Regions from separate parts of the Homo sapiens genome. Here region 1 is linked to region 2. The links are chromatin loops, found by intact Hi-C in ENCODE. Cell type or tissue: psoas muscle. All regions are shown on one strand. Each heading gives the region's core, and the rest is flanking DNA. Links, peaks and the distances in the headings are about the cores only.

Region 1 (2,805 bases), core at 230-2,729, 190 kb after region 2:
TGGATTCCTCTTGGAGGAAGGTGGCTGGATTTAGGGACAGGTTCTTAATTAGAAGGACTGCAGAACTTTCTAATAACAGAGCTTGGTATCTGAGGAGGTGGTTTTCTGTTAGCCAGAGACTCCCCTTAGAAGACAGTAGTCCTGCCACATTATGTGGGATATAAACGGTTAAGTTATTCCCCGTGGTTAACTTATTAGCCTCTGGTACCAGCAAGGCTATTGCTGTGAATGCCCAGAGTCAGGCTAGCCATCATGTGGCTACCAAATCAAGCTCCTTACTCAGGTAGCCTACATGCTGCTGGGCTGAACTCCAGGTCTGTGTTAGAACTCCCAGTGCCATTACTTTTCTCTGATACATAAAGCTTAAATGTTTTCCCTATGGGGAGACTTAGGGCTGGTGCCTTAAGCAAGGCTTGTTTTAGTTGGTCAAAGGCCTTTTTAGCCTCTGGTTCCCAAATTAGACAGTGAGATTTAGCTGTCTGAGTCTCCTTTATTAGGTGAAATAGGGACAAGCTATTTCACTGTACCCAGGTATCCATGGTCTGCAGAATCCTGTAATGTGTAAGAATTCCCTCAGTTTCTTGAGGGTTTTAGGGAAGGGAAAGGAGGAGATGGGCTTAATCCTCTCTTTGTCCAATGCCCTGGCCCTCTCTGACAAAGCCAGACCTAGGTATTTCACTGAAGTCTGAGATACCTGAGCATTAGATTTTGAAACCTTATATCCTCTGTTAGTCAGAAAGTTAAGAAGGGCCTTACTGCCCTCCTAAGAGATTTCCTCAGTTGGAGCGCAGAGAAGGTCATCCATGTATTGTAAAACTTTAACCTGAGGATAAAGGAATTCAGAGAGGTCTCTCAATAATGCCTGGCCAAACAAGGTGGGGCTGTCTCGGAACCCCTGAGGTAACAGTGTTCTGGGTGGTTTGGTTAGAGGGATCCTTAAATGCAAACAAACACTAGGAGTCAGTGTGTAAAGGTGTGCAGAAGAAGGTATCCTTTAGTTCCAGAACTGTGAACCATTTAGTCCCCTCAGGTATTTGAATTAGTGGGGTATATGGATTGGTAACCACTGGATGTATTGGAACCACAGCCTCATTAACAAGGTGGAGGTCCTGAACTAGTCTTCATCCTTGTTGGGTTTTTGTACCCCCAATATTGGGGTATTACAAGAGCTGTTGCAGGGTTTGAGGAGGCTCTACATCTTCAAGTCATCAATGATGGCTTCTAGTCCTTTCCTAACTTCTGGTTTCAGGGAATATTGTTTCTGGTTAGGAAAGGAGGTGGGATCTTTAAGATGAACCCAGACCAATATGTCAGGTGTGGCTCAGCCAATCTTCCTTCAAGTTGCCCAAACTTCTGAGTTAATATCAGTCTCCACTAGGGGGAGACAACGAGTTTGCCCAGGGGCCATCAGGATGGTGGTCCCTATACAGGCCAGAATATCCCTGCCCAACAGAGGAGTTTGGCTTTCAGGCATAATTAGAAAAGCATGGGTGAACAAAATGTCTCCCCAGCTACAACTAAGGGGTTGGGGATAATATCGGGTTAAAGTCCTCCCTGAGACACACTTCATGATTGTGCTAAGAGAGCAGAAGGGCCCAGGACTGGAGGGGAGAACTCAAGAGACCAGCCCTGGTGTCCAAAAATTTCCTCCCTTCAATTTCCAGAATTACCTGGGGCTCCTGGATGGTAATGATGGTCTGGACCACTGGAGCCAGGGAAAGGAGACCCAGGACCCATCAGTCCTGCTGCTGGATCATGTAGATTGGTTCTGAACCTGGTGACCAGCATCCCCAGGGACAGTCCACCCTCCAATGGTCCCCATTGCAGATTGGACAGGGTTGAGGTGGCTTCCTCGTGCTGCCTGGGTAATCCTTCTTGAAATGCCCTGGCTTGCCACATCTGTAGCAGTTAACAGGTGCACCCTGGGAATTCTGGGGTTTGTGGGCTTGCATGGTGGCTATTGAAGCCTCTGTATCTTTCCAGTAATTCCTCTGTCTCTCCTGGGCCTCCATATCTCTATCATAAGAGACCAGGGTGGCTACTAAAGTACTATCTACCAAGGGTCTCCAAAGTACTATCTGGTCCCAGGGCCCATTTCTGCAACTTCTTCCTGATATCAGGAGCTGCCTGGATAATAAATTTATCCCTTAGGATTAGTTGTCCCTCAACAGAATCAGGAGATAGAGAGGTGTGCTTTACCAAGGCCTCTCTTAGCCTTTCCAGGAAGGCAGTGGGATTTTCATCAAATCTCTGGTCAATCATGGATTACTTAGTATAATTGAGAGGCTTGCTCCTAGTCTTACAAGCCCTCCATTATACACACCTGAAAGTGCCTCTTCTTCTAGTCTCCCATTTCATCATTGGGATCCCATCCAGTGTCATCCATTGGTACTGCTTCTCTTCCAGTTGGATAATGTTCATCCCCTTTCTGACACTATATATGATACAAAGCTCATCCCCAGATCTCTCTGCTGCTTGCAGAGTGGCCTGCTTCTCAGTGTCCATTAGGGCCTGATTCAAAAGTAAAGTAACGTCTCTCCAGGAGAATTCAAATACTTGGGTGAAATTCTGGAAAGCCTCTATATATCTGCCAGGGTTATCTGAAAACTTGCCAAGATCCCCCCTTAATTTGCTTTAAGTCCAGTAGAGAGAAGGGGACCTGAACCTTACTGAGGTCAGATTCAACAGGCATCTGTTGGAGGGGCAAGATTGAGACTGGGGCTTGTCTAGGGTGAGGATTTCTAGGAGGGAGCAAGTGAGAAGCTGAAGCTGGATAGGGAGGTTGGGTGGACCCAGAGGAGCAGG
Region 2 (2,805 bases), core at 22-2,521:
AGCTGTCTCCACACATGGTGTGTCCTGGGGTCATGTAGGTGCTTATGTTGGCCAAAGCATGTCCTTAGGGCATGGACATTCCTCCTTAGTAAGGAGGAATAGAGATTACCTGAAGTGTTTTTTCTTCTTAAAAATTAATATCCTCTATTTTTTGCCTGTGCTAGGCTTGGGAAGGGAGTGGGGGAAGTGGCAGTCAGAAACTTAACTTGCAGTAGCCCCAGTTTCCTCATTTATAAAATGAGGAGTTTAATGCTGAATTCACAGGGTTATTGTGAGGATTGAGTGTGATAAATATGGAAGCCCGTTTCCTCTCCTAGGTGTTCACTTACTTCATCCATCCAGCAAGTACTTATTGAGGATCTATGTGTCCTCCATACCCTAGGCACTTAGTTGGTACTTCCCTTACACCAAATGCTTGCAAAATCTTCCCCTAGAACTTACAACATCCTTATGAGAGACAGTAACTGCCAGGATCCATTTTGTAGCAGAGGATTTTGAAGCATAGAAAATATTTACTGAAGATGCCGGCGTGGTGGCTCACTACTGTAATCCCAGCACTTTGGGAGGCTAAGGCAGGCAGATCAAGAGGTCAGAAGTTTGAGACCAGCCTGGCCAACATAGTGAAATGCAGTCTCTACTAAAAATACAAAAAATTAGCTGGGCGTGGTGGCCGGCGCCTGTAATCCCAGCTACCCGGGAGGCTGAGACAGGAGAATCGCGTGAATCCAGGAGGCGGAGGTTGCAGCGAGCCGAGATCGCGCCAACCTCTTGCACACCAGCCCGGGCAACAGTGCAAGACTCTGTCTCAAAATATAAATAAATAAAAATAAAATAAAATATGTAGAAGTAGAATAAAAATAGGAGCTTAGGGAGAAAACATCTGGAAAAAAGAAGAAATAAAATTCCATACTTTATTTTTTTTTCTTTCAATATATTCCATTTCTCTAAAGGAAATGTCTTTCTAAAATATTCCTCAAGTTGGCTGTCATTCCAAGGAATGAGGAGGTAGATTAGGGATGCTTTTGGCCTGCAGGACCTCTGCAAGAGGGAGTCCCCAGAAACGCTCACTCAGGAGGTGTCTCTAGGGGGCACTGATGAGCCAGGCACGGGAAGAAGTGCTGACCACAACACACAGACCGCATTAGGACCTGACCAAGACCTTTCTTCAAAACAGGGAGGTTGATCATCTGGCCCTGCCTGTGGGTGGGGCGGGCCTTGATCTATCTAATATGCTTTAAGGATGGTGAAATACATGCCTACCCAACACATATCCTCATCAGTCTACCTTTGGTCTCATTATTAAAGACACTCCTTTGAGTCAAATCCAAGATTTACAAAAGGCTCTTAATAAAATACGTACTTAACATAAACGAGTTGACAAAATTAATTTGCTCCCCCACTGCGCCCCAAGAGATCCATTTTTTAGAAGGATTAGAGGGCAAGAGATGCTGACCAGCCACCGACATGCTGCCAAGAAGCCACTGGGAATCTCGGGTTTGGGAGGAAGAAGCTGTGACCTGAAAACAAACCCAGGCCGGGGTTCTTACTATTTTTGCTCCAGGGCTCACTTTTCCCGGCTCTCCTTTAGCCTAATTTATTTGAAAGAGCGCAGGCCTTTGGAGCTCAGCTTCAGTCTTGCTCTGCCTCAGAGGAGAGCCATTTTCTCGGCTTTACCAAGAAACTATGAATCAGGTGATCCAAGATTCTTTCCAGCTTATTGTCTTGCTTTATCTCTGCAGCCACCACATCCTGCTTCTCCTATCTCCTACTTGGTTTTGCTACCCGAGGAAAGGGAAGAGAATGGTGCAGTTGGCCTCTGGGGAATGTTCCAGAAAGATATAATGCAGATGAGAGAAGAGAGAGAGGAACCGGGAAAATAAATGACAGAAAGCAGACTGTAGAGAGGACAGAGGATTCAGCCCAGCAGCTGGTGGCCCAGTCTGTGTCTGCCTCACAGGCCTTTCCACCTGCAGGGCTTCCTATGCAATGCTCCCTATTGCAGTGCTCCACAGAAGCCCCGTGTCCCCGAAGGAGCTGGGGCCTGGAGGGGAATGCGTGAGCCTTTGGAAAATAATTCAGAACTTCAGCAGTTTAGTTCTCCCCAAATTAGTCTGCAGTTTTTGCTTCTTGTCTGACAAAATGCAAATACCTCATTTTGGAGAAATGATTAGCCAGGTGAGGTGGTGAGCACCTGTAGCACCAGCTACTCAGGAGGCTGAGTGGGGAGGATTGCTTGAGTTCAGGAGTTCCAGAAGTTTGGGACCAACCTGGGCAACATAGTGAGACCCCCCAATAACCTCAAAAAAAAAAAAAAGAAAAGAAAAGAAAAAGAAATGATTATTGTTTGATGCTCCAAAGCCTTAGAACATAACATTAAGCAAACAAGAGTCTGAAGCAGGGGGCATGAGCTCAATGGTCTTAGGGGCAGGGAAGGGACCCTAACTGAGTAGAGCAGCCAGGGTGGGCCCTGTGGAGCTCAGCCAGGCCCAGTGAAGGGTGCTGTTGTGCCAAAATGCAGGCTAGGGGTGCCAGATTAATTTTTTATTTCTTGGGGAAAAAATGTTCTCTCTCTGAATTTTTAAAAATTGGGAGCTGATTAAAAAACAGAACAATCGGCCAGGCGCAGTGGCTCACGCCTGTAATCCCAGCACTTTGGGAGGTTAAGGCAGGCAGATCACCTGAGGTCAGGAGTTCGAGACCAGCCTGGCCAACATGGTGAAACCCCGTCTCTAACAAAAATACAAAAAAAATTAGCCGAGCATGGTGGCAAGCACTTGTAATCCCAGCTACTCGGGAGGCTAAGGC

Evidence for each region. A loop is a pair of places that touch in the nucleus more often than their neighbours do. Peaks named below come from ENCODE experiments on the same cell type or tissue, not always from the same donor. Only the 100,000 strongest peaks of a DNase experiment are listed, where the experiment ranks them.
Region 1: it touches region 2 in a loop (2.1-fold over the local background); 5 of 110 quality-filtered maps call a loop at or near these places.

Annotation. Positions count from the first base shown.
Region 1 is chr3:149,289,952-149,292,756 of GRCh38, reverse strand. The region is part of intron 1 of TM4SF18-AS1 (TM4SF18 antisense RNA 1); the gene reads right to left. Among named protein-coding and RNA genes, the nearest start is that of TM4SF18-AS1, 6.6 kb to the right of the region's middle. In psoas muscle, for the core only: a CTCF peak has its summit at 1,374 (motif pointing right); no DNase peak of the experiment used is centred there.
Region 2 is chr3:149,478,876-149,481,680 of GRCh38, reverse strand. The region is part of intron 2 of TM4SF4 (transmembrane 4 L six family member 4); the gene reads right to left. Among named protein-coding and RNA genes, the nearest start is that of TM4SF4, 5.6 kb to the right of the region's middle. RefSeq lists an enhancer at 985-1,279. In psoas muscle, for the core only: a CTCF peak has its summit at 1,079 (motif pointing right); a DNase peak (open chromatin) is centred at 1,100; H3K27ac peaks cover 1,095 bases.